7 separate regions of the Mus musculus genome follow, and regions 1, 2, 3, 4, 6 and 7 are each linked to region 5. The links are chromatin loops, found by intact Hi-C in ENCODE. Cell type or tissue: left cerebral cortex. All regions are shown on one strand. Region 1 holds the start of Insig1 (insulin induced gene 1). Region 2 overlaps Gm35223 (a long non-coding RNA gene). Region 3 overlaps Rbm33 (RNA binding motif protein 33). Region 4 holds the start of Ube3c (ubiquitin protein ligase E3C). Region 5 holds the start of Rbm33 (RNA binding motif protein 33). Region 6 holds the start of En2 (engrailed 2). Region 7 has its middle 3.1 kb from the start of Paxip1.

Region 1 (4,000 bases), 250 kb after region 5:
CTCATATTCAGATGAGAAACTGGTTTACTGGGTTCCCTTAAACTTTCATCACAAACATGATGCTTCATGTTGAAGATAAACTTTCAAATTCAAAGAGCCTTAGGTTTCATATGTAAGGAAAAGAGAATTCAAATCTCCATCTTATTCCCCAAGGAACTTTTAAATGCTGGGGATAGTAGTTTGGTGGCAGATGATTTGCCTAGCATGAATGAGGCCACCCCCAGTCCAAAACAACCAAGAAGCACACAACTGTCATGTGGCTGACCCTCATAATGCTGCAGGTGAGCCTGAGAGCAAGCAGCCTTGGAAATCAACAGTTAAGTGTCCTGCATCCTACATTTAACCCATGACTCAGCTACAGCACAGCACCCAAGCCCAGCATATAAAGCATAGGCAGGCAGTCAATAAAAGCTGGCTTCAAAGCAGACAGGCACTGCTCCTGCTGTCCTGTGGCTGCAGATTGGAGGAAAGATGCACCTGAGCAAATACTGCCCACCTACACAGGACAGGACAAGGACAAGCAGGGCTGAGGGGGGAGAAACACTTGACAAATGGTTATCAACGCTGTACACTGTAAACTATGCAGGATCTGTTGGACTGTAATTACTCAACACTTTTGGCAAAAAGCAGCAAAATGATCAAGGAAAGAAAAAAGACTGTGGCACTGTTACAAGTTTCGTTGGGCCTAAGAGGTGACACCATAGGTGTGCTTAGGCCCAAAGGCTCCTTTTTTCCTCCTGTCCCAAGTCTACTGGGCACGGAGTTCCAGAAGGTTTGGCTGATAGCCACAATCTGCAGAAGGCAGAGAAGTCTGTCCCCTGGCAACTGCCTCTTGAGCGCACGTGATGGTTTGTTTTCAGTTATCCAGCGAGGTAGCACGTTTGCTCAGGCAGCCAATAGCTGCGTGGTGCTGCCCTCACCAGTTCTCCAGGCGGCCAATCCTGGCTTCTGGCTCAACGAGACAGCTGCGACTCCTCCACTTAAACTGCCAATTATCTCCTGACCTCATCTCCATCACTAGTCCCTCCAACTTCCGCCTGTCGCTCGCCAACGTCTGGGGTTTCCTACCCTCTCCGTTCTCCTTTTCTTGTAACAAGGGTGACTTTAACAGCTGACGTGTCCCTTCATCCCCCTCCCCCACCCCAAGAACAAGGAAAGGCACTCACCCGCTGCCGTGCCACAGCACGGGGGCACCCACCAGGCGGAGGAGAAGATGGTGGCTATCACCTCGTCGGGGAAGAGCGTGACATTCCGCTGGATCTGCAGCAGGTTGAGCACCAGGGCCAGGACCACGCCAAATGAGAAGAGCACTAGGCTCCGCTGCACCAAGTCGTGGTGCCAGCTGCCCGGCCGCGCGCTGCATCCTGTGGTTCCCGCTCGCTGGCCCCGGGGCGCGTGCTCGGGTTCGGGGACTCCGGGGCCCTGCGGACAAGCGGCCGCCGCAATCATGCCTCGCGGGAGGCTGTACGGCCTCGCAGCGCCCGCGCTTGGATAGTTCCAGACGTGGTCGTGCAGCCTGGGCATCGGCGTCCAGGCACAGCATGGAAGGTACACGCCACGACACTACACGTACCGCGCCCGGACGGCCCAGGAGCGGCCGCGGCCCCGCGCGGTTTCCGCTTATAAGGCAGGCTGCCACCGGAGCCACGTGACCTCACCCAGCCTATCCGCCGCCCGCGCGCCCTGCTGGGGGGCGTGTCTTCAAGCGGCCCCGCCCTGTCCGCGCGCCTGTCCGCTCGGGGTCTGGTGAGGCCGCCGGAGCCAATGGGAGGAGGGCGGCCCATATGACGTATGCACACGCCACCGGGGGGGTGGGGCTGGTGCCCGGCACGCGCTCGAGCGCGCGCTATTCGGGCAGGCGCCGGGGCGGGCACCGGAGCGGGCGGCCAGCGAGTCAGATGGTCCGATGCTGCCCTATTGCGCTGCCGGACCTCGGTTTCTGAGATAATGAGGTCCACGCAGGTCCGAAGGAAAGGACCCGGAGCGCAAACCCTCCTGAGTGCTTAAAAGACCTGGGATCGCTTGGGCTGGCTGCTAATGGCAAGTGCTCTGCAGGTTCACAGCTCAGACCAGGGCTCCCCTAGCCAAGACGCCACCGGCTAAAACCACAGGGTGGTGAGCAGGCCTGAAAAGGCACTGTGTGTGTGTGAGACCTTAGGTAAGGAATGTGGCTTTGTGCCAAAAGTGTAAAACAAAGTCACCCTCCTAAGCAGGCTGTTTCTCAGAGATCATGGGGGCTGTCATTTTCCCAGCGTGACACGGGTGTGGAGACCTGGCTGTCTTTCCCTCACAGCCTGTCCACTCCTCTCTTAGGCGGCTCTATGCGTTGTTTGGAAGAGCTTGAAGCAGTTTTGACTTCAAGGAATGTTGCAACTTGGGTCTTCGCCATTTTCCACACTCTGGCCAGTCCATGCATGTGAGGTTTCATGGGCATACACACACGGGGGTTGGGGACATCAGTACTGTATGGTGTATTACAGCAACATGGGAGCCTTTTTGACAGCAAGAAAGCAGGAGGGCCTGCCCAGCTTCAGCTGATAGGAAATTGTTAAAGGCAGTGAGTCTCTGCTGTGGGATGTAGCAGGTGCTGCCTCTACCACCCATCATCAGCTGCAAGTACTCTAAACAGATGTTGAGAAAGCGACACCTGTGTAAATACACACAATTTTGCCCCCAAGGAACAGACACATCGCTCATAGGAAACTTGGCCCTAAGGAACAGACATGCCAGTCACTTGCAGGAAGCTGGCTTGATGGGACAGTCCCAGACCCTGCACCCACGCCCCAGCACCAAGCATCTGTCTTGTGAGCACTGAGATGTAATTCAGTCCCTTTTTCTCAAGCCATTTTGCTTGTCTTTACAGACTCTCCCCCGGATTTTTTTCCTCTTGTTATAATTCTTACCAAGTAGGCTAAGAGGTTCTAATAATACTTTGTGTGCTTTTGTGATGCTTGCCTGGGGGCAGGGGTTGATATCTTCAGACAATTGCTCTGTTACCAACTTGGTTGTTTCTTCTGCTTACCCAAGCCAGTATTAATGCAGTCTAACCTCTGCTGCTGCTTGACCAGCTCATCTGCACCGGGACAAAGCAAGCTGTGGGCTTAAACCCTGGTGGCTGTTGTGGTATGCAGACCAAGGTGCCCTGTGGACCATGAAGGATACACCCTGTGGCCTGGTTCTCTGGGGGTCCCACGGGGGCTGCTATGGGCTCATGAGCAGTTTACCTCACTTTCAGTGAATGTAGGGTGACGGTAGAGAAGAGTTCAAACTGAGGCTCTTGGAGAGGCTGCCTGCCTATCAAAAATGATACCCAAGGCCTGCTAGGTTTTTGTTTTTGTTTGTTTGTTTTGTTTGTTTTTAATGCATACTGGAAATGGAAGATCAGGGGTCCCTTCTCTGGCCCTGAGGATGAGTGGGGTTGCTAGGGAGATGCTTTTGAGGTGGAGCTCCTTGGCCCTTCACTGTACCACTTCATGTTAATCATTACAGCTTTGCTGATTGCAGGTGCTTCCATCTACTGAGAACTTACCTGGGAGCCACCCATTGCTTTTTATCTATATCTCTGCCATTCTTCCTGGGATAATACCAATGATCATTTGTGACTTAATTCTTAAAACGGACTAGATAAGGAAGTAGATTGGCTATTTTAATGTAGTCTCACCCCTTGCTCACTGTAGACTGTTCAGAAAATAGAATCATATCTGGGGTGAGGTAATGACTTGGTCAGTAACGTGTTTGCTGATTAAGAATAAGAAACGGAGTTTGATCCCTCAGAACCCACAAGGAGCCACATATGTAGCAGTACATGTCTGTCCCAGTACTAGGGAGGCAGACAGGACCCTTGGAGCATGGTAGCTGGATCATACACCTAAAACTGAGCTCTGAGTTCGGAGAGAGACCTTGTTTCAAAAAGAGGTGGAGAGCAATTGAGGAAGACTGCTGAGATCTACCCCTGACCTCCACTTGCATGTGCACAAATGCACCTGGACACACACATGCC
Region 2 (4,000 bases), 230 kb after region 5:
CCCAAGTGGGTCCCCTCACCTATTGTGAGGTGGGAGGAAGGCATCGGCCGATGGAGGAACTTTCTAGAATTCTCTACCCACCAAGCTGTATCAAGCTTCTCCTGTAAGATGGCAATTTATTTATTTTTATTTTTTAAAAAAAGATTAGGTTTTAAGTTTTAAATTATACATGCATATATGTGTCTCTCTGAGTAATGTGAATCCCCAAGGTCTCAGATCCCCCTGTGGTGGTTTGAAGAGGCCATAGGAAGTGTGGCCTTATTGGAGGAGGTGTGGTCTTCTTAGAGGAAGTGTGTCACTGTGGAGGTGGGGCTTTGAGGTCTTAAATGCTCAAGCTAGGCCCAGTGTGAAACACATCCAATCTCTTCCTTGCTGCCTTCTGATCAAGATGTAGAATTCTCAGCTCCTCCAGCATGGAGTCTACCTTCATGCAGCATGCTTCTCACCATGATAATGGACTAAATTTCCATAACTGCAAGTCGGCCCCAATGAAATGTTTGCCTTTATAAGAGTTGCTCTGGAGGGCTGGAGAGATGGCTCAGAGGTCAGAGCACTGTCTGTTCTTCCAGAGGTCCTGAGTTCAATTCCCAGCAAACACATGGTGGCTCACACCCATCTGCAATTGGATCTGGCGCCCTCTTCTGGCATTCAGGTATGCACGCAAGTAGAATGCTGCATACATAATAAATGAGTAAACCTTAAAAAACAAACAAAAGAATTAAAGAAAATGTTGCCTTGGTCATGGTGTCTCTTCACAGCAATGGAAACCCTAAATAAGACACTCCTGGAGCTGGAGGTATAGGCACATGTGCACCACATGATGTGGGTGCTGGGAACCAAACCTGGGTCCTGTAAGAGCAGTAGTCTCCCTTAACCACTGAGGAGCCATCTTCCCAGCCTTAAGAGCCCCCCTCCTTTTCTTCTTCTTTTTTTGAGACAGGGTCTCTCTATATTATTCTGCTGTTCTAGAGCTCTCTATATAGACCAGCCTGGCTTTGAACTCACAGAGATCTGCTTTCCTCTTCCTCCCATGGGCTGGGATTAAAAGTATGCATCACCACACCTGGCAAGAAACAATTTCTTAAACATGTCTTATATTTTTGCGATTCTCGTTAGTGAGGCAGGCAGTGGCATTGTCTGTATCACAGTCATCACTAACCAGATCACAACAATGCTTGCAGTTCCCATGGTTAGCAGACTCACACACTTCTGGGAGACTACCCATCCATCTGGGTCATCCCTTCCTCCGTAGGAGTAAGGTGGGAGCGCACCCAGGCTATCTCATTTCTTAACTTAGGCTATCTCATCTCTCAACTCACTTGGAGCCACTGTAGGCTTTCTCCTCAGAGCAGCAGCATCCGGAGAAGTATGTATCGGTTTGCTTTGGTGGCTAGGTCCATTCATCTCTCATAGTTCTGGAGTATGCAACTCCAAAACCAAGGTGTGGACAGGGCTGCTACCCGAGAGGCCTCTCTCTTTTAGTTCCTAGGTGGTCATTTCTGTTTGTGACTCGTGGTCACACCAATGCATGTCTGTGTCCTCATCTTTTCATACAAGAGTACCAGTTGCATTGATTAGGGCTCGTCACATTTTTACCTCTTTAAAGACCCTGTCACTAGGCACAACCACATGTGACCAGGGGTCATTTGTCAACAGATGCATTTTATCCTGTAACATAGTGGCAGATGCATTCCATGTCCCTAGCTTAAGGGGAAGACTGTGACCCTGAACCCTGTTCATGGACTTCAGCTTGGAACCTCATCAAATACTTCTGCCTGTTACACAACCAAGAATCATCATACCCTCTGTTCTGTGACCCATATTATTGGGGGGGGTCCTCTTGCTAGAGGGGCTACTCCCTACCTGATGGAAACACCAGACTCAGATGGAACGTTAACAAGGGAGCTGACACTTTGTCATCGTCAAGCTGAGTGCGCTGGGAAAGGGAAGTGACAATGTACTGGCGATGAAACCATGTCGGTCCCCAGCGAGCCCTGAAAATAAATTGAGCTGGCAGAAGAGCCTGAGACAAAAAGGAGGCAGTCAGCGGTAGCAAGCACAGGTATATCCTGGGTTGTCAAGAGATATGATTGACATGCACATTTTTCTCTTTCTAATAATTGTTATAATTTAAAAATTATGATGCATAAGATATATGTAGTAGAGACTGAGGAGATGACTCAGTGGGTAAATAATGTTTGCCATACAAGTATGTGAATCTGAGTTCAAATCCACAGTGCCTATGTAAAACTCAGTAACCCCAGTACTGGGGAGTAGGGTCAGACAGATCCCAGGACCTTGCTGGTGTGTGTGTGTGTGTGTGTGTGTGTGTGTGTGTGTGTAAACAACTGAGTCATCATCATTGGCTAAACTACCTAAGTCACTTACATCCCTCTACACTGGAGGGAGCCATATGCAAGGGCACCATTCCTCTGGACTCCTTCGGGTCAGAATTGCTTTGTAGCCATCCAAAAACTGGTCAGGACAGACTGTGGTGAGAGCTGTGGCAAGCAGGTTCATGTGAACCCTAGAGGAAATCTGTGGATTTTTATTCCTGAACTTTCAACTTCTGGAAAAGTTTTTCTTAAGCAGTGCCTCATCTAGGACCTTGCTGGTATTTGTTCACACAGCTAGCTGTTGAGACCCCACACACACACATACAGAGACACACACATACAAACACACAGAATACACCCAGACATACACACACACACACACACACACACACACACAGACATACATGAACAGACATATATATACACACAGGCACATGAACACACATGCACACAGACACAGGGGGGAGGGAGGGAGGGAGGGAGGGAGGGAGGGAGGGAGGGAGGGAGGGAGGGAGGGGAGAGAAGCTTTTCTCTTCTGGTTACTTTGGAACAAAAGATTTAGCTTCTACTGCATAACCACAGAAAGTGATGGCAGCTGCCTTGTGTTCTAGGGATACAAAGTAACCAGTGTCTTCATTTCCACAGGCCTTCAAAGTCACTGTCTCCTTAAGGGACAGTGGGAGTCTATAAGGGCTCCCTCCCCAGCAGCACTCTGCATTTGCAAGTGCATTATGTGTCATGTGTTATGTGTCATGTGTTTGCAAGTGCATTATTTGTCATGTGCCCTCAGACTCAACACCCTGAGTGCCCTATGCACTAAGCACTGCAAATGTTTTTTGGTTTTCTTGGTTTTACTAGGAAACTACTCTCTGGGGTGTTGCATGGTGGCCCTTACATCATGAGAGTTGGATGTTCGACTCAAAGCCTGACTGACCGTAGTGGTATACTGATTTTCTAAGAACTTCAGCTATTTTCTGCCATGTTATATACTGCTTGAACTGGAACAGGCTGGTGGTTGGAGGGGTGGCATTTGCCATGGGTGTTTGTTAGTACCTGTGGCTTCTGCAAGAAGTCCCCATGAGCTCTGGGGTAGGTAACCTCAGCAGTTTTTCTCCTATAGGCTGGAGGCAGGAAGACCACAATGCTGGCAGTTCACAAAGAGTAGTTCATGGGAGTAGCCCCTTGCCTTTCTCAACATTGGGTGGACACTGGTTTAGCACCTGGCCACACCTCTTCAGCCTCCAAGGCCAGAGTCTTCACGTAGCTCAGCTGCACCTGCACATTGCTTTGTCCTTGCTATGTATAAGGCTGCATTTAGAAACCTCAGAGTCTAGACCCAACATCTGGATAGACCTAATTTAACCACATCTGATGAGCTGCTTTGCTTTGATGTGTAAGGCGATCTTCATGGCATATTCAGCCCCTGGGATGGAGTCCTAGAGATTAGGATGTGAGGCTCTTGAGGGTGGGGGTGGAGGATCATGGGAGAATCTTTAAAGAAAACCATAAACCTGGTAATGATAACAATTACTCTTCGCGTCTGTCTCGATGGTTAGGAAAAAAGTAATTGGTTGTGTTGAGGGGTATCCCAATGTCCTTCCTTTTGCTGTGATAAAGCAGACTCCCCAAAGACGACTTGGAGAGGAAAAGTTTGCTTTTCTTAT
Region 3 (4,000 bases), 72 kb before region 5:
TTCCACTTACAAAAGTCAAACCCAGTGATTTTTCGTTATATGGACTAACATTTTTAACAGCATTCTGGGCCAAGCAATAAATAACACCTCACTCTGCCTGCCTCAAGGACCCAACTGTATCAATGGCACATTGTTTCTACTTTACCTACGTTTAAAATGGAACAGGAGAACCCAACGCTCTGTTTTAATCTTATAAAAAGCTTTCTGGAGGAGAAAGGTGCCACAAAGTTATTTCACAAGAAGAGACATGCCTGAGAAGAGAACCCACATGTCAAGGATCAGAGATGGCTGAGACAAAGAGGAACTGCGCTTCTGGCATCACCTTAACAAGGAAACAGGACTACACACGCCTCTCCTCTATCTAGAAATCCCTTAAAGGTTTTGTTCAAGTCATATTACGATATAAAGAGGCAGGATTAGGAAAACAGGCTCAAAGCAACTCACTGACTTCCTCAAACTATTAGAATAAAAGTACAGGACTAAGACGCAGGCTCATAGAAAGGAACTGTGTTAGGATATTGTGAGACAAGACAATGGAAGGGAGCTACATCTTACTCTCATACCAGCCTACTAGTTCCCAGTTCCTTTCAATGGATGACAAGACCATATGTAAAATGTAACACCACCAACAAATATAAGTTAATTTCCTATAACTGAATGGAAGCTCTGAATCAGGACCCACAGGGGCCGATAATCTATATAAAAAGCTAAACCCCTTGCACTGAAAGAATGACAGTACTATCTAATCACTACAGAAAACTCAAGGCTCAGAAAAGGGTAAGTTAATATCTATAATTAAATTTTTTTTGCAAAATACTCTAAAAATTATCTAACTCAAAAATTATGTCCCATAAAACCTGCAAGTTAACCCATATCTGTTACTCACATGCCGGAGCCCCTGATGTGGGGTACACTGCATCCGACTGCTGCTGGGCTGTGGCTGGGCAGTCTGTACATGCGGCCTGAACTGCGGCTGAGACATGGGCATCAGAGGAGGGGGAGGAGCAGAAAGGTGATGATGATGCTGGTGCTGCTGTGGCTGATGCTGAGGGGGAGGCTGATGCTGTGGGGGAGGCTGGTGTGGAGGCTGGAGGGGAGGCTGAAGGGGCGGCTGGTGCTGGTGATGCTGGGGCTGCTGTTGGGGCTGTTGCGGCTGGGGCTGTGGTTGATGAGGTGGTGGCAACGGAGGATGCAAGGGTCCCTTCCATTACAAAAGAAAGAGAAACAACAGCTTATTAATAAATGTGCTAGGGAGATCTCAATGCAATGGTTTCCTTAAAAACCCAGCATGAGAACAAGCTTATGTGGAGAACTAACACCATCATAAATGCAGCAATTGGCTGCTGACACTACACTACCTTTGCTCGCCTAAGCATATGCGTCATCATAAATGGCAACCTCCCCCAGCATGCTCAAAGGGTCTACAAGGGGAAAGTACAGACACAAGGACACAAGGCTTTCCAACTACATGTTCATAGCGGCAACTGCTGTATGGTAACGGAATTATTAATTTCTTTAGATTCACCTATCTTCTAATATTTCTATAACAAAGGAGAAATTATTTCTATTTTTATTTTTAAAAAATCAAAATATTTAACCCGTTTTGAACACTGTAAATAGTTATCTTTTCTTTCTAGCTTAAATGTATATTCTTTTTAATTTTATGTCATTTACGTGTTGCTTGACTAGCTATGTATATATGTGAGTATATAAGTATGAACATGAACATGTGCCCGAGGCGATAACTTGCTAGAGTCAGATCTGTCTTTCCATCATGTAAGCTGCAGGGCTCAAACTCAGGTGATCAGGCTTGACTGCAGGCGTTGTTACCTGCTATGCTATCTGCCAGCTTAGATATACTTTTCAATAGTTTATTTATGTGTATGGATGTTTTAGGTGAATGTATGTCTATGTACCTTGGGCATGTCTGATGCCTACCAAGGCCAGAAGACTTTGGATCCGTTGGGACGCGAGTTACAAATGATTGTGAGCCACCCCGTATGTGCTGGGGATTGGATCCCATCCTCTGGAGAGGCAGCAAATGCTTTTAATGACTGAGCCATCTTTCTAGTCTCTAAATAGACATTCTTGTATTCTCTGGGTATCCAAATAGTTGAGACAAGTATATTATTACCAACTCTCCCTCCACCTTTTTTGAGTACACAATACTTCCCAAGTTCTGGAATTAAGGAATACCTTTGCAACTCACGTGATCACTATACATCTTGATAATTAAGATATATATATGAATGATAGGAAAAATGTCACAATTCTTATACTGGCCAGTAAATGCCTACCAGCAGAGGGCGCACAAGTCTGTCATATAAAGAGTGAGAAAGAGCACACTTTTTCTCCCCACCAAGAAAGGCCATTGTTTCTCCTGAGCAGGAATAGGATGCTAAAAAAGCATTACACAAGATAAACTATCAGGGCTTTAAATACTTTAAATGTTAGTGGTCTTACATCGCTTTTAAAATTCCAAGTTCAGTTCCTAGAAAACAAGAATCACTTTATCACATTTCCTAGTATTAAGGAAGTAAACAATACTGTCCAAAAGAGCTGGCTATATGAACAGTATACTTAAGACTACTACTCCTATCATTTACATAACTGTAAGTTAGCAGAAACAAAACCCGAAACTTCTCTTTCATGAAACACAAAGACTTAGCACCATAGAGGCATGGTTTCCTTCAAGGCTAGCTCATGTGCATACCTGAAGGTTAGGCTGTGCATGTGTAGGCAGGAATGGCTGTCCCGGGCTGGGTAGAAATGGCTGTCTAGGAGGAATGAAAGGCCTGGCAGTTGCTGACCCTGGCTGGCTAAAGTGCAGGATCCCCACTGGGCCTGGGGGCTGCAGGGCTGGTCTTACAGGCCTCTCTCGAGGGAACACTGGCTGCTGTCCTTGCTGATTAAAAGCTGGTCCAGGCTGAGTGAACGGTAAGGGACTCTGAGTAGGAACAGGATGGCTGCTGTTCAGGAGCGTGGGAGGAGGCGGCGGTGGAGGAGGACTTCGCTGTTCCAAAAAAAGATGACTGGGGAATCTTGGTTCACCTGAAACTGAATAGTGATTCATTACCTTCAAGTTAGAAACACTTCTTAGATACGCTATAGAGGAAGTTTAATCCAGCAACATGGCTGCTGTGGCATAGGATCACATGCTAAGGCAGGGTCTCTCCAGAATGCTGATACCTACTGGATTACAGTAGGACCTGGCTAGAGTATGGACACACCCTTAGCACACACCTTTAATCCCTAAAAATGAAGAGGAGGTTAGTGTGTAGAATGGAGCAGCCATGTTTTGAAAGTGACATCTAATTGAGGGGCAAAGTGATGGATTAGAGAAAGACTGACAGAATGAGTGAGAGACAGGATACACTCAACTCACAAAGAACAGACAGGAAAGACAGGTTATTTAAGAGCACTGAGGAGGAAAGTGGGTGGTGAGTGTGTGGCAGTTTTTTGAAGAGACAGACTGCAGAGAGAACAAGCTAGACACAGGTAAAGACAGAACAAGACAGAGAGTGAGAAAGAGCCAGAAGATTAGAATGCATTGCCAAAGTTAGTTATGAGGCCAAGTAGAGCCATTCAGCCAGAAGCACAAGACGGCAGATCTACAGTCAGCTTGGAAGATCAGACTGTACAGAGAGGTTAGAAGCCTCAGGCTCAGGCCTACACAGAGAAAGAAATGCTCTGAGCTCAGCCCAAGCCCTGTATTCATACAGCTTAGGTTATGCTCTTCTCGCATACCTCTATCCAAGGAAGTAAGTGACATTTACAATGAGTGTTTTCAGGAACTGCCTCACTATTTTCAAGTGTTAGTGTCGTATTTTATAAAGAGTCCTAGATTTAGCTATCCTGGCATGATTTTGTGAGCTGTTTTCTATAAACCATGCCTTCTTTGTAAAAGACTGTCATATTTCAGATCCAATTACTGTTTAATTTTAGCCACTGAGATGACTGGTAGAATCACTGTAATACATCTTCTAGTGGGAGGCAAATT
Region 4 (4,000 bases), 1.3 Mb before region 5:
GGACAGTTTTTGACTTGCACATTTTATGAAATATCATCATGCCTCTCACAGGCTTTTTGTTTATTTGCTTTTCTGCACTTCGTTTCAATGGATTTTTGTACTTGCAATCAAACTGACTACTAAGATAGTCTTCTATACACACACAAAGCTACCAAATAAACTGTGCCATGAGGATGTATCCTGATTTCAGAAGCACTGACCCAGAGCTGGGCCTGTTGCTGCATTCCTGTCTGTGATTCCTGCACTTGGAAGGCAGAGGCAGAAGGACTGTACATAAATCTGAGGCCAGAGTGGGCTACACAGTGAGTCTGAGGCCAGTCGGATTCCAGTATAAGGTCCTGTCTCAAACAATATACATGTAGATAATGGTAGAACTGAAGCACTGGAACCCACCACACACCTACTTCAAACTTTCTACATTGTCCCTTCAAACCCATCCTACTACTTCCCACCTTTCTAGAGCATGTCAACCAATTCTGTGTTTCTGTATTAGCCTGAAAGAAGTACAAAAACAATTGAAATAAACAAACAAAAAAACCAGTCATTAGTACACCATAACTTTTCAAGGTTTAAATCTTATCTCCCCAACAAACTCCCCAATAAACTCATCAAGTCTTGGACTTTTCCAGCATATAGTTCTTAAAGATAATAAACATAAAAATATTCATTAACTTTGAAAAAGGAAAAGATCAATTTTCCACTAAGCTGAAGAAGGGAAAGATTTCAAATTATAATTTAAGACATGAATGAAGTATACTAGAATGGCCATTAATTCCAAAGACTCTTAATATCACTTACTGGCCAGGATCTGAGTCAGTGGTGCCCTCAGACTGCTGGCTGTAGGGTAGTGGGCACATCAACTCGGGAAGTAACGGGCAGTGTGCACCAGCAGAACACAGTGTAAGCAACATCCACCAAAGCACCCATGAAAACCAGGATGGGTTAATTATGGTTTTTTCAGGTCCTGAACTAACAGGGACACAGTGGGATGGAAGAATCTATCAAAGAAAGCACCTAGCTCAAGAAGCAAGGCACAGAGGCTGACCAAGCTTCATCTGACCTCGTTTGCACGAAGCTCAACGTTAAAAGTGACCTGTAGAAACTGGTCAGAAAAGCAGTTTGCTTGGTGAAGAACAATTATGGGTAGGATGGGACATTCGTTTTCAGGAGTGACCATTTACAAATGTGTGTCCAGATAAAAATCCTTTATAAAATGAAGCTGGAGCAAAGGCTCAGCAACACTGCTCTCAAACGTACAATAATTTGGGGGAAAAAAAAAGACAAAAAATTTTACATTAAAGGGCTAGGGAGATGGCTAAGCAGTTAAGGTCACTTATTGCTTTTACTGAGGGTCTGGGTTTTCTTCCTACTACCCACATGTCAACTCACAAGTGTCCTTAACTCCAGTTCCAGGAGATCGGAAGCCCTCTTCTGACCTCTGCGGGAACTAAGCAAGCCTGTGGTGCACATTACATACATGCAGGCAAACACTCATATGTATAAATTTTTAAAATAAAGCTTTAAAATTTCGCCTAATGGGAAAAAAAAATCCTTTTAACAACTCTAGGGATCCTGTCTGGATTCCGGGCTCGGCCTAGAGCATCACGGCCGATTGCCTTCATCCTTCAGACAGCCCCAAAAAGCCGACCAGTGTCAAAACCATCACCAAGCAAAGGTCCAAAAGCGACCGGGGCCTCAGGCCTCAGGCAGGCAAAACTCTGTATTGCTCCGAGTGGGGCAAGCTAAAGCGCGATGCAGATTACAAAGACCTTGTCCTACCTGCCCCCTCCCACTTCACAGGCACGAGGGACTCTTCCCTAAGCTGTTCTTGAGGGCAAGGCACTCACTCCAAGCTTTGTGAGGAGCGGGTATGTCAAGTTTATAGCTTGTAAAGAGTTCTTAAAGGGCGGAATGGGGGCGGGGGCACCTGCCTCGCCCTGCTGGACAGCTAACTGTGTAACGCCCCCAGCCAGACTGCCAGTGCACGTGCTTCCAGGTCAAAACTGCGGCCCTTGGGCAGGCGGCCGCGAGGTCGCAATGAATGACCCAGCCGCTCAGTCCGCGGCTCGACAGCGCTCCTCTGGAGCCTCCTCACAAACCTGTCAGGACTGCACCGCAGCCGCACCCGGCTGGAGCTCGCTCCACACCTTACAGCGGAGCAGCGCCGCCTGGGTGCTGTCAGACCCGGGTTCGGTTAACACCTCGGGCCGCACCGCCTCACCTTCCTGCTCGCGCCACCGAGAGACACTTTGGGCCTTGTCTTGAAGTCGCCTTCGAAGCTGAACATCTTCGCCGCTTATCCCATCTGCGCGGCCCGGCAGGCAGCGGAGCGGCCGGGGGCGGGCCCGGCGGGCTGGGCGGGGCCCGGCAGGGTCGCGGCCTCGCTGTCCCGCGCCGCCCCCCCCGAGGCTCAGCGCTCTCCGCCCTGCACGCGGGCGCGAGCGCGGCGACGCTGGAGGCCGGCCTGTCCCCGCTGCTTATTTATCCACAGCGCGCCACCGTCAAGCGAGGGACGCCCCGACTCGCGCCTGCACCGCGCTGCCGTAGGTACCAAGATGGTGACCGCCCGCACTGCGCGCGCGGTCCCGTGAACGTGCGCGGTCATCGACGGCGCGGCGCTCCTCCCGGCAGCCCCCGCGAGCGCGGGCACCGACGCCAGGGCCGCCATCGATAATACGGTGCTCCTCCCGGCAGCCCTTGGACTTGCCTGCGTGCGCGGCTCCGCGGGTGCAACATCCTTCCGCGCGTGCGTCATGCCACCAGACGATTTCCGCCGCCCGCCGCCCATTGACGCCGACCGGGTCGCGCGCACTGCTGGAGACCGGAAGCCCTGCATAAGAGGCCGCTTTCACCCTCCAGCTAGATGTGGGGGAACAGGTTACTAATGCAGAGACTCTACACCATGACAGACAGAGACGAATAATATATGTTATACGAACAAAGGTATTCGTGAACACACACCATACAAATACACAAATGCACACCAACAAATGAAAGTTATATTCATATATATATTCACATATTCATATATATATATATAAATGCATGCCAAATGTATAAATGCATCATAAATACATAATGCACAAATATACCCTATCATATATCTATACACTTATGCATGTTTAATATATGTATGTACATGTATAAAAACGTGCTATTACATATACATAAGCACAAACATAAATATACACAAAGTAATGTAAATGAATCGATGTCATATACAACATATATACATACACATATGTCATACAAACCAACATAAATATATATCATGTATGCATGCATATATACACATATACATATGCATAAAACAGTATGCATATACATAGAGTTTAACACAAATACATGCCATGGCATGCATAAAAAAAATATATATTATGCATATATGTCATGTACATGCACAGTATTATATAGTATATGCTCTGTGTACATACATATATGTTATGTATATTGTGTATACACAAGTATATATACAGATACATAAATATATCACATACACATGCATTACCATGTGCACATGATAGAAGACATCTTGTTTTGCTTTGTTTTTGTTTCTTCTTCAAAAGATTTATTTATATGTATGAATATTTGACCTGCATGTATATTACGTGTCTGTGAATTATGTGTGTGTGCTTGGTACAAGACAGTGCATTGGATCTCTTGGAACTGGAATTGCCATGTAGGATCTGGAACTGAAACCAGTTCTTCTGCAACAAGTGCTCTTAACTTATGAGCCATGTCTCCAGCACAGTTTAATTTTTTGTTTTTGAAATAAGGTCTCACTGTATAGCCCTAGCTGGCCTGGACCTCACAGTGATCCTCTATCCACTGCCTGTTAGTGTTAGGATTAAAGATCTGTACCACCATACAAGCCAGTCCTCTTTTTAATTAAAAAAATGTACATTTTAGTTTACTTAGTGTTTATGGGGTAGGGTGCATGCCATGATGTGCATGTGGAGGTCAGAGTACAACTTGTCTCTCTTTCCACTATATGGGTACC
Region 5 (4,000 bases):
AAAAGGCAATCTAGCCTTCTAAAATTACAACCCTCAAACTTTCTGGCTAAAAACTAATATACAGCCCTCAAGTTTTATTTGTGTGGATATTTATCAGTTTTTACTATTAAAGTTTTAAATGAGAAACTTAAAAGATCATAAAAGCGCATAGTCCCCAAGCCATCCATGTCAAGTCTTCACATGCCACACAGCCTCTGGAAAACCAAACCACACTAGTGAGAAAAAATGGAAAATGAAAATATCATCTTCATCTTTTAAAAACAGCTTTGACCCAAGGGCTCCCATAACACTGAGACTCACATATAAAACCTTAAGTTTTTACCTTCTCTAATCAGGTAGAGTAGACAAAATGTATTTTAAGCATTTAACTAGAAAGCCTCGAATCTGCATGTTAAAAAAAAAAAAATCATCTATGTAAGCTGGCAGTGACATATACCATACCACATCCTGCCAGAAATGGCATTCTGGATGTAGTCTCTGCCGTTTGGGTTTTTTGTTTTGAGGTCAGAACTCCTAAGCAGGGTTGTTTAACATGCCCACCCCAACCCCCAATCTGTAAGTAAGCATCACTAACACCTCTGGAATATGTAGAATAGTTCAAGTGTCTATAGCCAGAACTAGCTGGCAAATGCTTTTGTTGTCCACATTTTACCGTGAGGGTCTTTTATCCAAGTCCTGAAACGTCATTTTTTTTATTGTTCCACATCTTTAAAAAAAAAAAAAAAAAAAAAAACCCTCGTTCAACAAAACGTGGTTTTACTTATAACTGGCTAGTCTTTCCATATCGTTTACGATTGCGAAATGAAAATACTCAAACAACTGGTTCAGTAACCAACCCTTTGTACACGGTCTTCATCCCTTTCAAGCATACTGCCAAACACAAGTTTTCCTTAGATGATAATAGGTTTATTTAAAGCACCCTAATAAACCGCAAAATTCTTTTTACACTGAGTAGGCTGCTTGCCGCTGCCCAGGGCGCATCTTCCAAGAAGACTGGAAGTCGCCAGGGCCCCCCGACCCCGTCGCGGGGCCGCCGCCGACCTCGCGTCGCCGCCTCGGGCCTAACGCTCCGCGCTCCCGGCCTGAACGGCGGCGGCAAGCCCGGGGCGGCTCCGTCTGTGGCGGGGCAGCACGAAGGCCCTACATAAAGGGTGCCCGGTCTACGGCCCCCGCCGCGGCCCACGTACCTCCAGCGCCTGCTCCTCCGCCTGCGCCCAGGGCGGCCGCCATGGTGGTCCCCGGGCCCGGCCTTCAGCCGTCCCCCGAGCTCCTGGCAGGCCGACGGCTCTGGTGCGGGCCGGGGAGGCGGGGGAGCGGCGAGGGCCGGCGCCCGCGAGCGAGCAGAGGCGAGGCCCGCGCGTCGCGGTCCGCAGCGGACCCTCGCCTCCGCAGGAAGAAAACAACACTACGGCAACATGGCCGCGCCGCGGTGCACGCCGGGAGCAAGGCGGGCGGAAGAGCCAGGCGGCGGCGGGCGGACGCCTAAGGTCCCGGGTGCCTGAACGCCAGCGAGTGCCCGGCGGCGCGCGCTAGAAAGAGCAGCGCACAGACACAGTTTCGGCCGGGCTGGAAGGCCGAGGCTTCAGGCGGGAGGAGTGTGGACGGCCACACGCCGTAAAGTCGACATAAATCGCCTTGCAGCAGTAGGCGCGGCTGCGCTTTACGACGGCTGAGCCGCCGTGGCAAGTGGAGCCGAAGCGCGGCCGGAGACGCTAACGGCCGAGTCTGGCTACCGCGCCCCCAAGCTTGAGGCGCGCGAACGCTACATCGACGCACGCGCACTCGCGTTCGCGCGAGCTGGCGGAAAGCCTCGCGCGTAGGGTCTTAGGAAAGGAGAGGAGGTGTGTGGCGGTGGCACTAGGTACCACGACCTCAAAGACGGACTCCAGAGCATCCTAAAGCAAGTCCCCAAGCCTGCGGCTTTGAGGACGAGGTTTCGGGCAAAAGCGAGCTGGGAAGGCGGAGGAGCCCCGCAGGTGGGCCCTTGGAGAGGCCCGGCATGGAGGCTGGTCGCCGCTCAGTGAGAATTCCAGACGCGGGCATCCACATTCCCGGAAAGTCTTAGGGAGCTAAAAGAATGTCTGCTGTGAAATTCAACTTTTAGGTGATTGAAATTTTTCCTCATAAAAAAAAAAAAAAATCCCTAAAATCCCTGCTTTATAATGTTCATTTAAGAAACAGAAGGAAAAAAAATTCCTTTTTTAAAAAATCGTCATGAAGTCATTGCCCAATAAAAGTAAGCCTGGCATGGAGCCTCACTGACTAACTAGATTTCTGTCAGAAAGCACATTAATTCATATCTAAACTGCTTGAACCCCTTGTCACCTTTTCCTAATTTTTACACTGTTCAGGATGGACTACCCAACTGAGAATATTTTCAAGATAATATCAGTGCTGGTCTTGAGAAAGACCTCTCAAAAATAGGTACAATGATAAAATTACTTCATAATACTTTATAACGTATTACACATGAAAAAAGACGTGCATCTCAATTATAGCAAATGAAGATTAAATTGCTCAAAGGCCACTGAATATCCACTTCGAATGAGTCAGGATTTCAACTCTATGTCTGCCTTGACTCAAATCTCATGTTCTAACATAGCTATGACCTTAAGAAAGTAGTTTTCTTAATTTCACCTAAAACTGAAATTCTCCAGGACAGGAAACTCTAAACATTCTGTACTGAAACATTCACTAGAAAAACATTTAACCTGTATGTAGGAACACCTAGTATTTAGAGATGTGATCACTTGCTGTGAGTACAGATTTAATCACCCCCTTTTCCTTATCACTACATACCACTTCAGTCAGCTCTCTAACTTCCTCTAGAAACCTGTTAAAGGCTCAGTGTCAACCAGGAAACCAAACTGCAACGCTTGTGGTGAAAATGGTTTCAGAGCACGGCTCAGCCCTTAAATACCTCACAGGAACCTCGCCCTCTGTGCTTTCCTAATTGAGGTTACTATCTAAACGTGAGGGTTTAAGAATGAACTCTCAGCCCGGCGTGGTGGCACACGCCTTTAATCCCAGCACTCGGGAGGCAGAGGCAGGCAGATTTCTGAGTTCAAGGCCAGCCTGGTCTACAAAGTGATTTCCAGGACAGCCAGGGCTATACAGAGAAACCCTGTCTCGAAAAAAAAGGAACTCTCAGAGCTATTAGATACACTGGCTTCTATAGGTCAGTAGCTTTTAAGCCAAGGAGGCACCTTCCCCTCAGTGAGTACCTAGGTGGCCTTGGAGACACACTGTGCCTTCATTGACACCTAACACCCAAATCTTGGCTTTTGAATCCTATATTCCAAAAGAATAGTTTCTATTTGAAACACTTCACCTGAGTTAACTAACACTTCAATTATGAGTGAATAAAAATCTTGTGTACCTACAGAATGAAGTAGGAGAACAATGTCTTTTGTGGAGATCAAAGACGTCTACCTAACACCCAGTGTAGTCACTGACCAGCTATAATAAAGACTTTCTATTGGCTTAAATAAATAAACAAACAAATAAATAAAATGGAATAGTGACTGAAAGCACAAAAAGTAAAGCAAGTTAGAAGCACAGGCAGTCTATAAGTCATGGAATGATCATTTGCTCCACACTCTATGCCTCCATAAGGGCCGTACATTTTACTAATTAAAAAGTGGGGCAAGTGAAGATTAAATTAATCAAAAGTCTCTGGATCTGCACTTTCAACAAATGAATCACGATTTCAACTCTGTATCCATCTTGACTCAAATCTCATGCTCTAACATAGCTATGGCATTGAGAAAGTAAAATCTTCTAACAAGAAAGAAATGGAATTCAGTGATCAATAGTTCTCCAGGGAGAGACGCTTTCTACATTCACATTTTCTTGTTGAAGAGACAGTATCTCCACTGCCTGCCCCGGGTGCATGCTGTCATGTCGTTCCTTCCATTATGAACTCTCCTTCTGGAATCATAGACCCAAATATAGACTTTCATATGTTTTTTGTTTTTTTTTTTTAAAAAGGCTATCTGAG
Region 6 (4,000 bases), 150 kb after region 5:
AAACTTGAGACCTTCTTTCTGGTCTTTCTCTGTGCAAGAAGCATGAATCAACTTTGGAGACATGCGGGCCCTTCCATCAAGGCCCCTTCCGCTAGAAGCGGAAGAGGCTGGAGAAGGCCCGACCATCCCCCTTCGCAGCCAGGACGGAATGCACTGCCCTGCGCTGCGGGGATGGTGGAGGAAACCGGCAGTGCGGTACCAGACTCTCCCATCCACTACTCAGTGCAGTGCAGTCAGGGGCGGCAAGCCTCGGCTGAGGACTCCCTGGCCTCCAGACAAGTAGATCCCGGCGCTCTTACCAAAGGGCAAACCCAAAAGGGTCTTTGAGCACCAGAGGACATCCGGGACAGTGCAGATCCAAAACCCGGTGTTTTAAGTGTACCCACGGTCACACACACCCGCACGCCATACAGTCCTCTTCACATCCATGCTGAGGATGAGGGAGCGGGGCTCGGCACCCACGACCTGGCTTACACCTGGCCAGTGAGGCTTCTAGGACAAGAGGGCGAGACCACGGGAGAGGCCTGGCCTGCTCAAACCTGAACCCCGACTTCCGGAGCGGATCTCAAACTCTCCTCCTTTCCTCCCTGGGAAAGAGGGCTCTGTCCTCCAGTCTCCTCCACCCTGGGGTTCGTGTCCTACAACACACACTCCAACCTCCGCAAACTCCTATTTCTGAGAAAGAACATCTGAAAAACATACTTTCGGTTCCTCTTCCCATGAATTCTCTTTTAAAAGGCAAACACTTAGGGGACTTAGAGAAAACAGAACCAAATCTCGGCAAATACTCTCTGCCCCTACTTTCTTTCTTAAATGCCCAGAAAAGAAACGTTACTTACAGTCAGGAAAGGGATTTCGTTAAGCCTAGGAAAGCTGTGAGGCGAACCACGCGGGCCATCATGCAAGATCCCCAGGGCCGCCAGGGCTTGGTATGGCGCGGACTCACTCGCTGGCTCCTCACAAAGCCGAGCGCGACTCAAGGCCAGTCGGCTTTGTGAGCCTATATGTTAATTAAATATTAACAAAGGAGGGAGGCGAGAACAATGGAGCAAATTTCAGGTCTAACTGCAAAAAAACTGGATTTCAGCAGACACAAACAGGATGCTGCAAGAAGGCAGCCCAGAGCGACTCAGTCTTGCTACGAACATAAGTAAAGGACACCCATAGAACAGCTGAGGATTGGGGGTGTGCAGGGCCTCGCTCAGCTCAGTCAGATCATGGACAAATGAAACTCATTGCTAATGGCGCTTTCTAACCGCAGGCCCGCGTCTACGAGGTCTTAAAAATTATAAACGAATGGAGAAAATTTGTCCGAACCTCTTCACACCCCCCTCTGAAAGCCGCCACCTTCTCACTCTTGGTAGCATCGTAAAACACTTGAAGGTTCCTTTCTGCCTGATGGAGGCTCTGAGATCTTTGCACCTTCTCCAAGCCGCGGGCTTGCAGGATGGAACGAACTACCGGGTTCGTCAGATAAACTGGCAAAGGGTGCCCCAGTTTTCACCGCTTTCTTGTGGTTTTTCCTCTGCTCCTTCGCAGCGGTCACACTAGGCCAAGAATGGAGCAGGAGAGCACCCAGAGTTGGAATAACCAGTTCTGGGGACTATGGGCCTGAGGATGGCAGAGAGTTTACAGGGTCCAGGAAAAAGAGAGAGAGAGAGAGAGAGAGAGAGAGAGAGAGAGAGAGAGAGAGAGAGAGAGAGAGAGAGAGAGAGAGAGAGTCTGTGAGAGGCTCTGAGAGAGATGAGATGAGAGAAGAACAGAGTCCTAGGTCTGTGTGTCCTTCCAACTGCCTGGCTGCTGCTCTTTGACGCTTCGGTGAGGAGTGTGTGTGTGTGTGTGTGTGTGTGTGCAGGAGAAAATGTGATCCTTTCCCTCCGTGCAAGTTTACTAGGAAGCGCCCTCCCTAGCCCCGCGGGCCTCCCCTCAGCGGCCTGATTCCCATGGGCTCACCTGAAGAAGGCCGGTCAGAATAGCGCGTGCAGTAGACCCAAGCGGGCCAGAGCATGGGCTGCGCGCCCAGAGTGGCGCTGGCTTGAGAGCTGTCCGAGTCGGAGCTCACCGACAGGTCACCGCCGCCCAAGCCCCGGGCTTTGAGCACTCCATCCAAGGAACCCCCAGGATCGCCGGGTTTTTTGGCACCACCGTGAAGTGATAGCGTCTTGGAACCTCCTTCTCCGTCGACCGCAGGGTCGCCAGCGGCGGCGGAGAGCGTTCCTCCCGCGCTGGGTGCGCACGCTGGGTTCGGTCGGGACTCCCTGGCGCCCAGTAGCTGCTCGGCTCCGCCTGCGCCGCCGCCGCCTCCTTCGGTAGTGCCAGCGCCGCCTTCGCCTCCCCTGGCTCCGCCCGCGCCCGCACAGCAAGTCCCCGCGTCCTTTCGGCGGCCAAACTCAGGCCGCAGGATGTTATCGATGAAGAAGTTGGTGATGCGATGTGGATGCTGGTGGTTGCCTGGCGCCTGTAGGACCTCGGGCAGCATCAGAGCCCGCCGGCGGCCGGTGTCCGAGTCGCTCGGGCTGCTGCCGCCGCCAGAGCCGCCGCCGGAGCTGGGTTCCGGCTGTCTCTGCGCCTCCGCCGCCGTCTCGCTGGGCTTGGAATCCTTCTCCTCCATACTTCACAGAAAATCCCAAATCGCCTCTCCACCGGCCCACCGCCAAAGCGATCTCCGGCCGATCCGCGGCACACAGCGAGCCCCGAGCGCTCCTACGCAGCCGAGTCCTCCGAGCGTGCGAGCGGCGACAGTGGCCAGGGCTGGAGTCCTACAGGTCGCCGGGCGCGCTCGGAGCCAAGCCACGTTCGGATCCACGGAGTGCGTTAGCAAATCACCAGTCTCCCCGCCGGCAGGGACGCCGGGCGATTCAACGGAAGCGGGTCCCGGTCTTGGCGACGCACCGGACTCTAGATGGTCACCGCACCACTCCGGGGACCCGGGACGTCCGTGCAACTCCGCGCTCCTTTTGGTGGTCAGCAGCCTCGGGCTCCGGCGCCGCCGCCTCCGCCGCTGCCGCGCGCATGCAGGCAGCGCGCCGCCCGCGCTCACTGCCGCTCGGGCCCGCTCGGGCAGCCACTGCTCGGCCGTTGCCACCCGCCGGTCCCGGCCGACCCTCGAGGCTGCTGGGCGCGGGTTCTCAGCGCGCCCGCAGCCGCCAGCACGCACATGGAGGGCCGTGGGCCCGCGCTGCGCTCCGCCCGCCCCGGGGCTCCCCGCGCCAGGCCGCCGCCCCGCTGCGGGCCGGGGCGCCCCACGGGCGAGCGGCTGCGCCCCCGCTGAGCCCCGCGCAGCCCCGCGGCCCGAGCCGCATGAGTGAGGGGCGGGAGGCCGGGCCGGGCAGGGCCTCCTGCGCTCCCTCCCTCCCGGTCCGCGCGCCTTCGCTGCCTCGGCTTTCGCGCGGGCTCGGGAAAATTTCAGGCCACTTAGCGCAACCTGAGACACTTTCACTCTGGATTTTTGTTCTTATTTTTAACAGAGCCCCCTCAAGTGACGTCGCGGGCCGGTCTCCTGGACACGTGCCTCGGGCCAATGGCAGCCGCGCCGCTCATCCACGTGACGCGCCCGCGGCAGCTTGGTGACAGGAACCGCCTGCCGCCCCTCCCCCGCCGCCACCTCCCCTCCCCCCTTTAAAGTGGCCGTGCCCAGGGCTCCCGGCGCGGGAGCCTATAATCCAGCCAGATCCATCGGCGAGTCAGCGGTGCTCACTCGCACTCCTCATCTTCTCTCGGTTAGAGACGCTGAGGAAGCTTGTGAACAGTCCCACCAGGTCACTGCTACGCCTAACTGGACACGCGCCGAAAGATCGTTATTTTTTAACATTCCCATATTGTTTACGGTGTGGTGAGATCCCACAATTCCTTGCACAAAATGCATAAATAAAATTAAATGAGGTACCGAGATACAAAGGGACGTTTGTGACCCGCTTTCTTTGCTGGTGGAGGGGAAAATTGTCACTTTGGTTCCCCAGCAGCGTGCAGTCCTAATCGGCAGGCAAGAGCACAGGTACCT
Region 7 (4,000 bases), 520 kb after region 5:
TGCTTGCTGAAAGGACTGGACTTCAGCTGCTGGTTCATGCATGGTGTCTGCCTGCCTAGAGGGCTGCTCTGCAGCTGCTGAGTTGTATTTGGTGTTTGTTATGGGACTGAACTGCTGTCCAAAAAGATCAAACTCGTTCCCAAAGAACCATTGCTGAACAGGTCTACTTCCTCCATATCCTAATACCTTTTCTCTTCCACTTCCTCTGATGAGTGGAGGGCTAGAGGAGAGGTTGAACCCTTATTAAAATTAAGTTGCAAAAAATTTATGCCTACAAGGACTTTTCCTGTTTTAATTAGATCAGGCAGGCGGAGACTTTTACTCTGAATAGGTAGACCCTATGTTCCAATTCAACAGAAGGAACCCCCAGGAAATAGAACTTCAGCCATTAATAGTCCTTAAGATTGAGTAGTCAAAGTCTTAGAGGAGGAAACTGAGGCCGGATAGAATGACAGGAAAATGAGGAATGGCAGGCAAAGGGGTTCCCTTATCTCCGATGGCTAAGAACCAAGAGTTCTCACAAAAAGAGCCAGGCAGATGGCTCAAAGGATAAAGATGCTCACTACACGGCCCTGATCTTTGAGTTTGATCCTTGGAACTTATGGACAAAGGTGGAAGAAGAGAACAACATAGAGTCATCTCTGACCTCTACATACATAGTGAGCTACGTGTGCACTGGCAGTCTGAATGAGAAATGTCTCCCACAGGTTCACATACTTGAACACTCCATCCCCCATTGATGATGCTGTCTAGGGAGGTTATGGAACCTTTAGGAGGAAGAATGCCACTCTGGCAGGCTTTGAGACGTCATAGCCCTATTTCCCTTCCTCTTTACTCTCTGCTTTGGCTTGTTCTTGGAACTGTGAACTCCTGCTACCTACTGCTGTGACTCCCTGCCGTTATGGATTCTCTCTTCAAAACTGTAAACCCAAAGACATTTTCCCTTCTATATATTCTTTTTGGTTATGGCATTTTATCAGAACAATAGAAAGGAATCCCAATTTGTCACACACCAAACATGCACGTACATTTTATAAATAAATACAATTAAAATTCAAAAAGGAAATCTCACTTAGGAGCCATGTCTATAATCAAAAAGATGTCCTGTTGATATTCCTGTGACCTTGAAGAGTCTTGTCTAAGTCTAAGCCTGTAAATCTCTAAGTGAGATTCATGGGCATATAGCCACACAACAGTTTCTCCCTCCCTCCCTCCCTCCCTCCCTCCCTCCCTCCCTCCCTCCCTCCCTCCCTCCCTCCCTCCCTCCCTTCTTTCTTTCTTTCTTTCTTTCTTTCTTTGACACAGGATCAATGTCTAGCCCTGGCTGTCCTGGAACTCGAGATGTAAACAAGGGTGACCTGGAAATCACCTTGCCTGGCCCCACCTGACAATCTTAGTCATTAAGGAAGGTCTTGTAGATAAGCAGCAGCCGATCTAGCTGTAGTGGTACACTCCCACAGATTCAGGAGGTGGGGACAGGAACATCAAAAGTTTGATGTCAACAACATGTTAAAGTTTGAGCTATATAGTATTACATAATTTTTTAAAAGTAATCTCTTCAATTTTTTGAGCATATGACTTTCAATGCCACCTCAACTGTATATGTGTATGCCATAGCACTTGAATGAGTGCCTTGAGAAGCTTGTATTCACATCCTCCTGTTTTCCTTTACATGTTAGCTATCATTTCTTCTTTAAGGCAGGTTCTTGTGTTGTCCAAGGCTAGCCTTGTATATAGCTTGAGCTAGCCTTGAACTTCAATCCCTTCTGCATCCACCTTCTGTGTTCTGGGATTATAGGTAAGCACCACCAAGCCCTGTTTTAAACAGTAGGTTTGCTACCTAAGAAAAGGGAATGAACCTCTCCCCCACACAACCCAACTCTCCCCAGCTCTTCTGGCACACAGAACCCTCATCTGTAGGTCTCTTGTTGTGCTTTCTTATCAGAATCAGGCTCACCGGTGCATATTATTTCTTAGTTTCTGGATGTAGGCATATTAATAAAACACATCTCACTGTCCCTGTTTCATGTCCATCTGTGGGATGCATAACTGAAGCAGCATGCTGAGGTCAGGATCATCTTCAGAGGGAATGAAGGGGCACTAGGGCTGGATGGATGCAAGGGTAGAAAAGAAGCCTGGGGTGAAATGATGGGCCCTGGAGGCAGAGTGGGCAGAACAAGTCCTTTGTTCTTCTCCTACTCAAGGGGCTACTGATGGTCAGTCTCTGACAGGGTGTTTCTGTGTTTTTGGTATCTTAGTCAAGGAATTGAAAAAAAAAAACCACACATACACATTTGCAAAGTGGTAAAGAAGCTTTAGTCAAAAGCAAAGTGACAGCACAGGTCAGGAAGTAGTGGGTTGGGTTGGAAGCTGGAGAGGTGGCTCAATACTTTGCATGGCTTGCTACTCTTGCAGAGGACAAATTTGGTTTCTATCACCTACATGTACACAACCATACATGCATTCCAGCCCTAGGGTGGATGCCCTCTGCTGGTCATCTCCAGCACAGCAGTGTGAAATGCACCCATCCCATCCCCCAGCCCTTTTACATGTATCTTTCAAAAAGGTTGACACAGGCAACATGAGACAGTTCAGGGCTGCCAATTAGTGTTTGGGGCTTCCTGAGTACAAGAGGAGGCGTTTGGTTGCTGGTTTTAATTGACAGGCATGGATTACTTGGGAAATAAGTCTTTGTTTCCTGAAATTAAGCCATTATGTTTCTGTACAAGCAGAAAATTCTGTATGTACAGTACAAACATTGGAATTCATGGGAGACAGCAGTCCCGAATCTGAGCTGAGGTGTTTCCGCAGCATCTGCTGGCCCTGTATCATATGACCCCTGAATACACAGTGCATGTGTTGTTTCAGAACCAAGGCTTCGTGAAGGGGTACAGTGCGGCATGGGCCAGCATGACCAGAAACACCTTGGATTTACCACACTTTTTAAAATAATTTTTGACCCTTGCATGTTTGGAAACCTTCTACTGCTGCCAATTATTTTCTGATCCGCAAATGGAGTCATGATATAAAGTTTAAGAAGCTAGGCTGCAGCCTATACATTTAAATTGAACTTAGTAATACCTAACTTGGGCTGGAGAGGTGGCTCAGTGGTTAAGAGCACCGACTGCTCTTCCATAGGCCCTGAGTTCAATTCCCAGCAACCACATGGTGCCTCACAACTATTTCTAAGGGAGTCTGATGCCCTCTTCTGGTGTGTCTGAAGAAAGCAATGGTGGTGTAATCATATACATAAAATAAATAAATCTTTTTAAAAAAATACCTAACTTTACTGGGTGTGTAGTCACCTAAACAGAACAACTAAATGAAAACACTGTATACTTATCCAAATGTATTTTTAGTTTATTAAAGATTTTTTAGTTCGTTTGCCTGCATAATTTGTATGTGTAGGGCTTCAGAACTCTTGTAACTGGAGGTGCAGACAGCTGGAAGTTCTCATACACATACATCATTCATACATAGAAACACACATGCACACACACTCTACTGACTTCCAAAGCGCCATAAGAAAATACTATCTCAATCATCTCCTTTGGTTTCTCATGGCAGAGGGGACTGTACTCCCATTACTGTGTTTTCTAGTTTCACATTCACTTTTTGCCTGTGCTTGTAGTACCCAGTGCTTGTAATAGTCTCAGACACCAGAAGGGTATTGGAGCTCCTGGAACTGAAGTTATAGGTGGCTGTGAACATCCGTGTGGATGTCAGGAATCAAATCTGGGTCCTTTGCTAGAGCAGTAAATGATCCTAATTGCCAAGCCATTTGTTTTTAACCTAACTGAACTCAGTTTATCCAACTTAAACAGGGTGCTTATTTTCTGATCGCTGTAAAACAAAATGGCTCTGCTCTGAGTTCGTTTGAGACTATAAGAACATCAACACCCGGGGGGGAGGGGGGGGCGCTGGGGAGATGGCTCAGCGGTTAAGAGCACTGACTGCTCTTCCAAAGGCCGAGTTCAAATCCCAGAAACCACAAGGTACA

What was found. Peaks named below come from ENCODE experiments on the same cell type or tissue, not always from the same donor. Only the 100,000 strongest peaks of a DNase experiment are listed, where the experiment ranks them.
Region 1: a loop joins it to region 5, with 2.3 times the contacts of the local background. A loop is called at or near these places in 4 of 42 quality-filtered maps.
Region 2: a loop joins it to region 5, with 2.3 times the contacts of the local background. A loop is called at or near these places in 4 of 42 quality-filtered maps.
Region 3: it touches region 5 in a loop (5-fold over the local background); 3 of 42 quality-filtered maps call a loop at or near these places.
Region 4: it touches region 5 in a loop (14-fold over the local background); 3 of 42 quality-filtered maps call a loop at or near these places.
Region 6: a loop joins it to region 5, with 6 times the contacts of the local background. A loop is called at or near these places in 2 of 42 quality-filtered maps.
Region 7: a loop joins it to region 5, with 4 times the contacts of the local background. A loop is called at or near these places in 2 of 42 quality-filtered maps.

Annotation. Positions count from the first base shown.
Region 1 is chr5:28,068,962-28,072,961 of GRCm38, reverse strand. Insig1 (insulin induced gene 1) reads right to left here and starts at 1,550. Exons shown (of 5, transcript NM_153526.5): 1 at 1,167-1,550. The coding sequence starts at 1,524. The region is part of intron 1 of Gm35223 (a long non-coding RNA gene); the gene reads left to right. In left cerebral cortex, a CTCF peak has its summit at 1,505; DNase peaks (open chromatin) are centred at 944, 1,721, 2,409 and 2,661; H3K4me3 peaks cover 2,511 bases; H3K27ac peaks cover 2,312 bases.
Region 2 is chr5:28,089,164-28,093,163 of GRCm38, reverse strand. The region is part of intron 1 of Gm35223 (a long non-coding RNA gene); the gene reads left to right. Among named protein-coding and RNA genes, the nearest start is that of Insig1, 20 kb to the right of the region's middle. In left cerebral cortex, CTCF peaks have their summits at 647 (motif pointing left) and 2,413; no DNase peak of the experiment used is centred here.
Region 3 is chr5:28,386,704-28,390,703 of GRCm38, reverse strand. It overlaps Rbm33 (RNA binding motif protein 33), which reads right to left. Exons shown (of 19, transcript NM_028234.1): 12 at 2,714-3,057; 13 at 887-1,201. Among named protein-coding and RNA genes, the nearest start is that of Rbm33, 72 kb to the right of the region's middle. In left cerebral cortex, a CTCF peak has its summit at 2,293 (motif pointing right); DNase peaks (open chromatin) are centred at 2,310, 2,966, 3,483 and 3,857.
Region 4 is chr5:29,567,802-29,571,801 of GRCm38, reverse strand. It overlaps Ube3c (ubiquitin protein ligase E3C), which reads right to left and starts at 2,560. Exons shown (of 23, transcript NM_133907.3): 1 at 2,222-2,560. The coding sequence starts at 2,287. In left cerebral cortex, a CTCF peak has its summit at 2,092; a DNase peak (open chromatin) is centred at 2,694; H3K4me3 peaks cover 2,001 bases; H3K27ac peaks cover 1,336 bases.
Region 5 is chr5:28,314,598-28,318,597 of GRCm38, reverse strand. It overlaps Rbm33 (RNA binding motif protein 33), which reads right to left and starts at 1,409. Exons shown (of 19, transcript NM_028234.1): 1 at 1,188-1,409. The coding sequence starts at 1,230. It overlaps Gm35602 (a long non-coding RNA gene), which reads left to right and starts at 1,511. Exons shown (of 5, transcript XR_003955879.1): 1 at 1,511-2,104; 2 at 3,991-4,000. In left cerebral cortex, no CTCF peak of the experiment used is centred here; DNase peaks (open chromatin) are centred at 1,503 and 1,695; H3K4me3 peaks cover 2,446 bases; H3K27ac peaks cover 1,816 bases.
Region 6 is chr5:28,165,138-28,169,137 of GRCm38, reverse strand. It overlaps En2 (engrailed 2), which reads right to left and starts at 3,442. Exons shown (of 2, transcript NM_010134.4): 1 at 1,954-3,442. The coding sequence starts at 2,611. In left cerebral cortex, no CTCF peak of the experiment used is centred here; DNase peaks (open chromatin) are centred at 2,072, 2,743, 3,551, 3,914 and 6 more places; H3K4me3 peaks cover 1,556 bases.
Region 7 is chr5:27,792,627-27,796,626 of GRCm38, reverse strand. No RefSeq gene overlaps it. Among named protein-coding and RNA genes, the nearest start is that of Paxip1, 3.1 kb to the right of the region's middle. In left cerebral cortex, CTCF peaks have their summits at 2,490 (motif pointing left) and 3,237 (motif pointing left); a DNase peak (open chromatin) is centred at 2,498.